2 separate regions of the Homo sapiens genome follow, and region 1 is linked to region 2. Evidence: chromatin loops called from intact Hi-C (ENCODE). Cell type or tissue: CD14-positive monocyte. All regions are shown on one strand. Links, peaks and the distances in the headings refer to the core of each region. The heading gives the core; the rest is flanking DNA.

Region 1 (5,381 bases), core at 231-5,230, 92 kb after region 2:
AACTTTTGTGGTTCAATACTATCAAGAAAGTGAAAAGACAGCTCAGAGTGCAAGAAAATTTTTGCAAATCTGGTAAGAGACATATCTAGAATATATAAAGTACTCCTACACTTCAACGATTAAAAGACAACCAACTAAAAAATGGGCAAAGGATGTAAATGGATAAAAGATATACAAATAGCCAATAAATACGTGAAAAGATGCTCAATATCATTAACAGGGAATCGCAAATCAAAACCACAATGAGATACTAGTTTACACCCACTACAATAGCTATAATTAAAAAAAAAGGACAAGAACAAGTTTGGGTGAGTTTGTGGAAAAACTGGAACCCTTGTATATCGCTGGTGAGAATCTAAAATAATGTAGCCACTTGGGAAAACAGTTTAGCAGTTCCTCACAAAGTTAAAAGGAGTTATCACAGGCCGGGCGCAGTGGCTCACACCTGTAATCCCAGCACTTTGGGAGATGAGGCAGGTGGATCACGAGGTCAGGAGATTGAGACCATTCTGGCCAACATGGTGAAACCCCATCTCTACTAAAATACAAAAAATTAGCCGGACATGGTGGTGCGTGCCTGTAGTCCCAGCTACTTGGGAGGCTGAGGCAGGGGAATCGCTTGAACCCGGGAGATGGAGGTTCCAGTGAGCCGAGATCTCGTCACTGCACTCCAGCCTGGTGACACAGCAAGACTCCATCTCAAAAAACAACAAAAAAAGTTACCTTATAATCCAGCAATTCCATCACTAGGTATACAGCCAAGAGAAATAAAAACGTGTTTATACAAAAACCTGTACACAAATATTCACTGCAGCATTATTCACAACAGTCAAAAAGTAGAAAATAATCCAAGTGCCCATCAACTGATGAATGGATAAACAAAATATGGTACATCCATCAAACTGAGTATTATCCAGCCATGAAAAGGAGTATTGATGCAAGTCACAACGTGGATGAACTCTGCACTGTAATGCTAAGCATCAGAAGCAGACCCAAAAGGGCATGTTATATGACTCCCTTTATATGAAATGTCTAAAATAGGCAAATCCAAAGAAAGTAGGTCAGCGGTCGCCTAGAACAGAAGGATGGAATGGGAGTGACTGCTGATGGGTATTGGGCTTCTTTCTGGGATGATAAAATGCTCTGGGATTAGATGATGGTAATCACAGTTGCACAACCATGTGAATGACAAGCACTACTGAACTATATACTACAAAATGGGGACTTTTATGGTATGTGAATATTTCTTTAAAAAAAAAAGCAATAGTTGAGTATTTTTAAAAGGTCCACTGGTGTGCCTGCTGGACACCTTCCTTGTATCTACACCACTTTCATGTCTCATTAGGATTCTCTACTGACATGCTATTTCTCACCTGTTGTGCAGGACCGTTTGCTGAGAGGGCCACGGCAGGGGAAGTGGCAGTTGTGATAACCCCTCCTGCTACTCTCAGCATTGTGGTTCCAGGCTTCGAGAGCTGTGAGGTGGCTGGCACAGTCTTCAAGGTGCTATCGGATATTTTCATTAGAGATGCCTGTCCTCCATGGGCTGCCTGCAGAAACAAGATGGGCAGAAATAATCATGTTGCCTTGGATAATAGACATAACTCATTCCTTACTGACAGCTGAGATACGCCCCATGACTTGGAGAATAACCAAGAAAGTCTTACCAATCCAACCTACATGAGGTGTTTACACACCTTTCTAACAAGCTCCAAATTTTATGACCTTTCACCTATAAATATCCCTTTACCCCAATATAGAACAAGTAAATAAATGCATTTGCAAGTTACTATTTGGCAGCAGTATCTTTAAAGGTAACAGGTCACTTGTTTTCAAAATACTTGATTACAACATGCTCTTAAATGTACGTATAATCTTTAAACATGAGAATCAACCCTAGACAGGGCCAGATTTAAATGGGTAAGGTTAATGGTCTTCTAAATTAGATATAGGCTTAGCATTTTAGTACTGGAGAACCATTTACAAATTACATATTTTTTATTTTATTTTATTTTTTTAGAGACAGGGTCTTGCTCTGTCACCTAGGCTGGAGTGTAATGGCACAATCATAGCTCACTGCAGCCTCGAACTCCTGGGCTCAAGTGATCCTCCTGCCCCAGCCTTTCGAGTAGCTGGGATTACAGGCATGTGCCACATCTGGTTGATTTTTTTTTTTTTTTTTTTTTGAGACAGAGTCTCGCTCTGTCGCCCAGGCTGGAGTGCAGTGGCGCAATCTTGGCTTACTGCAACCTCCGCCTCCCGGGTTCAAGTGATTCTCCTGCCTCAGCCTCCCGAGTAGCTAGGACTTACAGGCACGTGCCACCACGCCCAACTAATTTTTGTATTTTTAGTAGAGATGGGGTTTCACCATGTTGGCCAGGATGGTCTCGATCTCTCGTGACCTCGTGATCTGCCCACCTCAGCCTCCCAAAATGCTGGGATTACTGGCGTGAAGCCACCGCACCCGGCCAAACACCTGGTTAATTTAAAACCAGAAAATGTTTTTCAGAGACAGGGTCACCATTATGTTGCCCAGGCTGGATACAAATTATAAATGACAGTCTCAGTAGTCTAAATAAAGGCTCAACAAACTTTTTTTTTTGAGACAGAGTTTTGCTCTTTTGCTCAGACTGGAGTGCAGTGGTGCGATCTTGGCTCACTGCAACCTCTGCCTCCTGGGTTCAAGCGATTCTCCTGCCTCAGCCTCCCGAGTAGCTGCGATTACAGGTATGCGCCACCATGCCTGGCTAATTTTGTACTTTTAGTAGAGACAAGGTTTCTCCATGTTGGCCAGGCTGGTCTCAAACTCCTGACCTCAGGTGATCCGCCCGTCTCAGCCTCCCAAAGTGCTGGAATTACAGGCGTGACCCACCACACCCGGCTTTTTTTTTTTTTTTAATGGCAAGAGTATGCAATTTTGGCTTTCAGGCCGTAGGACCTCTGTTGCAACTCCTCGGCTCTACGATTACAGCGTGAAACGAGTGTGGCTGTGTTCCAATAAAATGTTACTTACAAAAAACAGGAAGCATCAACAACAATTGCAACAAAAAGGAAAACCAAGTGGGACCTAATTAAACTAAAAAGCTTCTGCACAGCAAAAGAAACTATCAACAGAGTAGAGACAACCTACAGAATGGGAGAAAAGATTCATAAACCATACATCCGACAAAGGTCTAATATCCAGAATCTATAAGGAACCTAATTTAACAAGCAAATAAATAAACCTCATTATAAATAAACCCCATTAAAAAGTGGGCAAAAGACATGAACAGACATTTCTCCAAAAGAAGATATACAAGTAGCCAACAAACATGAAAAAATGCTCCGTATCACTAATCACCAGAGAAATGCAAATCAAAACCACAATATCATCTCACACCAGATAGGCTGTGGAAAAAAGGAAAGCCCTATACACTGTGGGTGGGAATGTAAGTTAGGTCAGCCACCGTGGAAGGCAGTTTGGAGATTTCTCAAAGAACAGAAAACAAAGGTTGGGTGCAGTGGCTCATGCCTGTGATCCCAGCACTTTGGGAGGCCACTTCAGCCCAGGAGTTCAAGACCAGCCTGGGCAACCTTGACCCTGTCACTAGAAAAATAAAAAGTTAGCTGGCCATGGTGTCACAGGACTGTAGTCCTAACTACTTGGGAGGTTGGGATGGGAGAACTGCTTGAGCCCAGGAGGTCGAGGGTGCTGCACTCCAGCCTGGGTGACTGTGAGATCCTGTCTCAAAAACAAAACAAAAAACTTAAAACGGAACTACCATCTGACTCAGCAATCTATGTGTATATATCCAAAAGAAAATAAATCATTCTACTAAAAAGACACATGCACCCCTATGTCCATCACTGCACTATTCACAATAGCAAAGACATGGAATCAACCTAGGTACCCTTCAGCAGTGGACTGGATACACCATCAAATACCACACAGCCATGAAAAGGTAAGAAATCATTTCTTTTGAAGCAACACAGATGCAGCTGGAGGCCATTATCCTAAGTGAATGAATGCAGGACAGAAAACCAAAGGCTACATGTTCTCACTTACAAGTGGGAGCTAATCGTTGGGTAAATGGACACAAAGATGGCCACAATAGACACTGAGGACTATGACATGGGGCAGGGAGGGAAGGGTTAAAAAACTAACTATTGGGTATGATGCTCACTCCCTGGGTGACAAGATCAATCATGACCCTAGCCTCAGCATCATGCAATATACCCATGTAACAAACCTGCACATGTACCCCCTGAATCTAAAATAAAAGTTTAAATTATAAAAAACAGCAGCAACAACGCAAACAGGAAGCCTTGGCTGTAGTTTGCTGAAATCTGCTCTAAGTGACTGCTCAGTGTCCCAAATTAATGCACTCCACAAGCAGACACCATTTATTAGTTTCTGAGATCTTACTATGTGCCAGGAAGAACAGAAAGCACTTGTACATATCTTATGTCATCGTAAGTCATTATTTTCACTAACTGTATAGAGTAGGTTTTAGTCCTGTCTTAGAGATGAAGAGATTAATTTACCAGGGTCACACAGCTAGCACTATCTGAAAAAGTTATGACTAGATTCCACAAGTAATAGCCATGGCATAATTTGCATTGGAGCTTTATGCAAATAAAGACCACAATGAGATATGACTTTGCACTCACAACAATGGCTAAAATTAAAAAGAATGACAATCCTCCGTGTTGGTGAGGATGTAGAGCAAATCAGACTTCCTCATATTACTCTGGGATAGTCAAACAGTACAACCATTTTACTAAACCATTTCTCAGTTTCTTATAAACATATATGTACCCTATGATCAGGCTGTTCTGCAGAAAAATATCTGTGTAAGAATATTTATGGCAGTTTTATCCATGACAGCAAAAACAAACAAAAAAACCTGGAAATAATCCAAATGTCCATCAACAGGAAAGTGGAATCATGGAACAAAAATAGAATCACTCTGGCTGGGTGCGGTGGCTCACGCCTGAAATCCCAGCACTTTGGGAAGCCGAGGCAGGCAGATCACCTGAGGTAAGGAGTTCGAGACCAGCCTGGCCCACATGGTGAAACCCTGTCTCTACGAAAAATACAAAAATTAGCTGGGCATGGTGGCAGGCGCCTGTAATCCTAGCTACTCGGGAGGCTGAGGCAGGAGAATCACTTGAACCCAGGAGACAGAGGTCGTAGTGAGCTGAGATCACGCCATTGTACTCCAGCCTGGGGGACACGAGCGAGACGTCATCTCAAAAAATAAAAAAATTAAAAAACTCAAGAATTGGCCAGGCGCGGTGGCTCATGTCCGTAATCCTAGCACTTTGGGAGGCTGAGGCGGGTGGATCACCTGAGGTCAGGAGTTCGAGACCAGCCTGACCAACATAGAGAAACCTCGTCT
Region 2 (5,381 bases), core at 88-5,087:
TATTCCAATAGAAAACCAAACTCTTAACTGACCTAAACAATTAGGGGAATTTATTGGTTTATGAAGTTCAAAAGTGTAGAGGTAGGACTGGCTTCTAGCGAGACAAGTCCAGTGTCTCAAATTGTCACCAGACACCATTTTCTCCATGGCTTGTCTCTGTTTCCTAAATGTTGGCTTTATTCTCTCAGCATGCTATCTCCTTGTGGTTATAAGATGGCTGCCAGCAGCTCTTGGGGCTATATATTTTTAGGTGCAAATCTAGCAGAAAAAAAAGTTGTCTTCTCCGTTATCACAAACAAAATCTTGAAATTGAATTTCACTGGACCAGATTGGCCTAACTTGGGACAGGTGCCCATCCTTGAATCCCTTGAAGTTGCCAAGGAATGGGATGTGAAATTTGGCTTAAGCCAATCGTGGGCTTGGTGTGTCTCATCAAATGAAATGGCTGGAAATTCTAGAGTATGGTTTGGAAAAGGAGAAGAGGGCATGGATGCTGGGAGTAAGTCGTAGTGAAACATTTGTATTGGAATTCTTTATTTGGTTACCTAGATAGGATTAATCTGTGGGACAACAAACCATTCTAATTTAAGTACAAGTATTGTTGGAAGAGTGAGGAATCAGGTTCTAGCTCCTTGCTATTCCAAGTGGTTCATGAACTAGCAGTTTGGGTATCATCTAGGACAGGGGTTTGGCAAACTTAGTTTGTAAAAGGTCAGATAGAAAATATGGCCGCATGTGGTCTTTGTCGCATATTCTTTCTCTTTCTTTTTAAACAACTCTTTAAACGTGTGAAAACCATTCTTAGTTGGAGACTCAAATCCACTCTATAGGCCGCAGTTTGACAACCCCTAATTTAGGCGCTTGTTTAGATATGCAAAATCTCAGACTCACCTTGCCCCAGACCTACTAAATTACAATGTTTTTAATGAGATTTCCAGGTGATTTGTATGTAAACTAAAGTTTCCCCAAACCTGTGGTATGAATAGATCTTGACTCTGGCGGCACATGAGAATCACCTGGGGAGGTCTTACAACTACTAAGGCCTTGGGTCCACTCCTAGACATTCTCATTTGTTATGAGGTAGAGCCATGGTGTAGGACTTTTAAGAGCTCACCAGGCAGTTCTAATGTATAGCCAGAATTGAGAATTACTGCTCTAGACTAGGAAGCATAACTGCCTCTGCCACATCTAGTGTGGTAGATAAAACACCATGGCCACAATATTTTGTAGTTCTTATCCAAAGCTGGAGTCAACTTCCCTATTCCTTGCAGCTGGGTTGGACTTGCGGCTTAGTTTGATCGGTAGCATGTGGTGGAAGTAATATTGTGCAAGGTCCAGAGTCGGCCTCAGAAGACCTTGCAGCTTTTGCCTTTGCCCACTTGGAACACTCCCTCTGTCATGGTAGAAGCCCCCGCTAGACTACTGAACACCAAGGACTGGGCGGTGAAAGAGCAAGCAGACAACAACCAGCACTAAGGCTCCAGGTACGAGTGAAGCCATCTGAGACTCTCCAGCTCTGATTAAGCAGTCAAGAGTACTGGCTGGGGCTGGGCGCGGTGGCTCACGCCTGTAATCCCAGCACTTTGGGAGACCAAGGCGGGTGGATCACTTGAGCTCAGGAGTTCGAGACCGGCCTGACCAATATGATGAAACCCCATCTCTACTAAAAATACAAAAATTAGCCAGGTGTGCTGGTGTGTGCCTGGAGTCCCAGCTACTCAGGAGGCTGAGACAGGAGAATTGCTTGTACCTGGGAGGTGGAGATTGCAGTGAGCCGAGATCATGCCACTGCGCTCCAGCCTGGGTGACACTGTCTCAAAAAAAAAAAAAAGTAATAAATTATGGTTTTAAGCCAGTGCATTTTAGAGTGGTTTGTTAAGATGTAGATACCTTAATTTTAAAATGCTTTATTACTAAAAAATTCTAATAATCATCTGAGCCTGCAGTGAGTCATAATCTTTTTGCTGGTGGAGGGTCTTGCCTCTGTTGATGGCTGTGGACTGATCAGAGTGGCGGTTACTGAAGGTTGGGGTAGCGGTGGCAATTTCTTAAAATAAGACAACATGAAGTTCGCCACGTTGATTGACTCCTCCTTTCACAAAAGATTTCTCAGTAGCATGTGATGCTGTCTGATAGCATTTTATCCACAGTAGAACTTCTTTCAGAGTAGGAGTAAATCCTCTCAAACCGTGCTGCTGCTTTATCAGCTAGGTTTATGTAATCTAAATCCTTTGTTGTCATTTCAACAGTGTCCACAGTGTCTTCACCAGGAGTAGATTCCATCTCAAGAAACCACTTCCTTTGCTCATCCATAAGAAACAACTTCTCATCTGTTCAAGTTTGATCATGAGATTGCAGCAATTCAATCACATCTTCAGGCTCCACTTCTAATTCTAGTTCTCTTGCTCTTTCTTTTTTTTCGAGATGGAGTTTCACTCCTGTCACCCAGACTGAAGTGCAATGGCACGATCTTGGCTCACTGCAACCTCTGCCTCCTTAGTTCAAGCGATTCTCCTGCCTCAGCCTCCTGAGTAGCTGGGATTACAGGCACCCACCACCATGCCCAGTTAATTTTTTTGAATTTTTAATAAAGATGAGGTTTCACCATGTTGGCCAGGCTGGTCTCGAACTCCTGACCTCAGGTGATCCGCCCGCCTCGGCCTCCCAGGGTACTGGGATTACAGGCATGAGCCACTGCACCCAGCCTCTAGTTCTCTTTCTATTTCTACCGCATCTGCAGTTACTTCCTCCACTCAAGTCTTGAGCCCCTCAAAGTCATACTTGAGTGTTGTAATCAACTTCTTCTAAACTGTTAATGTTGGTATTTTGACCTCCTCTCATGAATCATGAGTGTTCCCGATGACATCTAGAATGGTAGATCCTTTCCAGAAGCTTTTCAGTTTACCTTGCCCAGATCCATCAGAAAAATCACTCTGTGGCTATTGCCTTACAAAATATATTTCTTTTTCTTTCTTTCTTTCTTTCTTTTTCTTTTTCTTTTTTTTTTTTTTTTTTTTTTTTTTTTACAAAATGTATTTCTTAGGGGAATAAAAAAAGAAAATATATTTCTTAAATAATAAGACTTAAACGTTGAAATTCCTGCTTGATGTATGTGGTTGCAGAATGGACATTGTGTTAGCAGGCATGAAAACAATATTCATCTTCTTGTACCTGTGCATCTGAGCTCTTGGGTGACCAGATACATTGTCGATGAACAGTAGTATTTTGAAAGGAATCTTTTTTTCTCAGCATTTGGTCGCAACATTGGGCTTAAAATATTTGGTAAACCGTTTGGGCACAGTGGATTGCGCCTATAATACCAGCACTGTGGGAGGCCAACACGGGCGGATCGCCTGAGATCAGGAGTTCAAGACCACCCTGGCCAACACGGTGAAACCCCATCTCTACTAAAAACACAAAAATTAGCCGGACATGATGGCAGGCGCCTGTGATCCCAGCTGCTCGGAGGGTTGAGGCAGGAGAACTGCTTGAACCTGGGAGGCGGAGGTTGTAGTGAGCTGAGATAGTGCCACTGTACTTCCAGCCTGGGCGACAGAGTGAGACTCCATCTCAAAAAGTAAAAATAAACAAATAAAAAATATTCCATAAACGATGCTGTAAACAGGAGTGCTGTAATCTAGGCTTTGTTGTTCGATTTGTAGAGCACGGGCAGAGTAGTTTACCATCATTCTTAAGGGTTCTAGGATTCTCAGAATGGTAAATGAGCATTGGCTTCAACTTAGTCACCAACAGCATTAGTGCCTAATGAAGTCAGCCTGTCCTTTGAAGCTTTGAAGCCAGGCATTGCCTCCTCACCTGTAGCTATGAAAGTCTTAGATGGCATCTTCTTCCAATAGAAGGCTGTTTTGTCTGCTTTGCAAATCTGTTTAGTGTAGCCACCTTCATCTTAGGATCTTCTTGATAAGTTGCTGCAGTTTCTACATCCACACTTGCTGCTTCAAGTTGTACTTGTGTGTTATAGAGACAGCTTGTTTCCTTAAACCTCATGAACCAACCTCTGCTAGCTTCAGACTTTTTTCCTGCAGCTTCCTCAATTCTTTCAGCCTTCATAGAATTGAAGGAGTTAGTCTTGCTCTAGATTGGCTGTGGCTTAAGGGAATGTTGTGGCTGATTTGATCTTCTATTCATGTAATTTTTTCCATGTTGGCAATAAGGCTGTTTTGCTTTCTTACTCTATTTTTTTTTTTTTTTTTTTTTTTGGAGACAGAGTCTTGCTCTGTCGCCCAGGCTGGAGTGCAGTGGCACAATCTCAGCTCACTGCAGCCTCCATCTCCCAGGTTCAAGCGATTCTCCTGCCTCAACCTCCCCAGTGGCTGGGATTACAGTCGCCCGCCACCACGCCCAGGTAATTCTTGTATTTTTAGTAGAGATGGAGTTTCACATTGTTGGCCAGGCTGGTCTCGAACTCCTGACCTCAGTTGATCCTCTCGTCTTGGTCTCCCAAAGTTCTAGGATTACAGATGGGAGCCACCACACCCAGCCTACTATTTTTCTCTTCTCAGGAGTAGCACTTAAAATTTCCTTCAGTAGTTTTGCTGTTGTTGATACAGAGTCTAGTTCTGTCATCCAGGTTGGAGTGCAGCAATGCATTTGTAGCTCACTGCAACCTTGACCTCCTGGGCTCAAGTGATCTTCCTGCCTCAGCCTCCCAAGTAGCTAGTACTATAGGCGCAAGCCACCACACTTGGCTAATTTTTAAATTTTTTATAGAGACAGGATCTCACTATGGTGCCCAGGTTGGTTTCAAACTCCTGAACTCAAGTGATCTTCCTGCCTTAGCTTCCCAAAGTGCTGGGGTTACAGCTGTGAGCCACCATGTCTGGCAAGAATTGTTTCTTTGTATTTACAAGTTGGCTATTTGTGCCAGAGGCTTAGCTCCTGGCCTATCTCAGCTTTTGACATGCCTTCTTCACTAAGCTTAATTATTTCTAATTGGCTGGGCACTTTGGGAGGCCGAAGCGGGAGGATCACGTGAGGTTTGAGTTCGAGACCAGCCTGGCCAACATGGCGAAACCCCATCTCTGCTAAAAATACAAAAATCAGCTCGGTGTGGTGGCAGGTGCTTGTAGTCCCAGCTACTTGGGAGGCTGAGGCAGGAGAATCGCTTGCACCCGAGAGGTGGAGGTTGCAGTGAGTCGAGATCGCGCCACTGCACTGCAGCCTGGGTGATAGAGCAAAACTCCATCTCAAAAAAAAAAAAAAAGATTATTTCTAATGATTTCAAGCCAGAGACATGTGACTGTTCCTTTCAGCTTGAACACTTAGCGGTGATTGTAGGGTTATTAATTGACCAGTGTCAATATTGTTGTGTTCCAAGGAATAGGGGGGTCCAAAGAGAGGGAAAGGTGGGCAATGGCTGG

The links. A loop is a pair of places that touch in the nucleus more often than their neighbours do. Peaks named below come from ENCODE experiments on the same cell type or tissue, not always from the same donor. Only the 100,000 strongest peaks of a DNase experiment are listed, where the experiment ranks them.
Region 1: it touches region 2 in a loop (3-fold over the local background); 2 of 110 quality-filtered maps call a loop at or near these places.

Annotation. Positions count from the first base shown.
Region 1 is chr3:183,782,294-183,787,674 of GRCh38, reverse strand. YEATS2 (YEATS domain containing 2) reads right to left here. Exons shown (of 31, transcript NM_018023.5): 20 at 1,374-1,550. Among named protein-coding and RNA genes, the nearest start is that of YEATS2-AS1, 25 kb to the left of the region's middle. In CD14-positive monocyte, for the core only: no CTCF peak of the experiment used is centred there; DNase peaks (open chromatin) are centred at 2,984 and 3,724; H3K4me3 peaks cover 2,527 bases; H3K27ac peaks cover 3,689 bases.
Region 2 is chr3:183,874,255-183,879,635 of GRCh38, reverse strand. The region is part of intron 1 of PARL (presenilin associated rhomboid like); the gene reads left to right. Among named protein-coding and RNA genes, the nearest start is that of PARL, 7.9 kb to the left of the region's middle. In CD14-positive monocyte, for the core only: no CTCF peak of the experiment used is centred there; DNase peaks (open chromatin) are centred at 1,295 and 2,765; H3K4me3 peaks cover 2,416 bases; H3K27ac peaks cover 4,568 bases.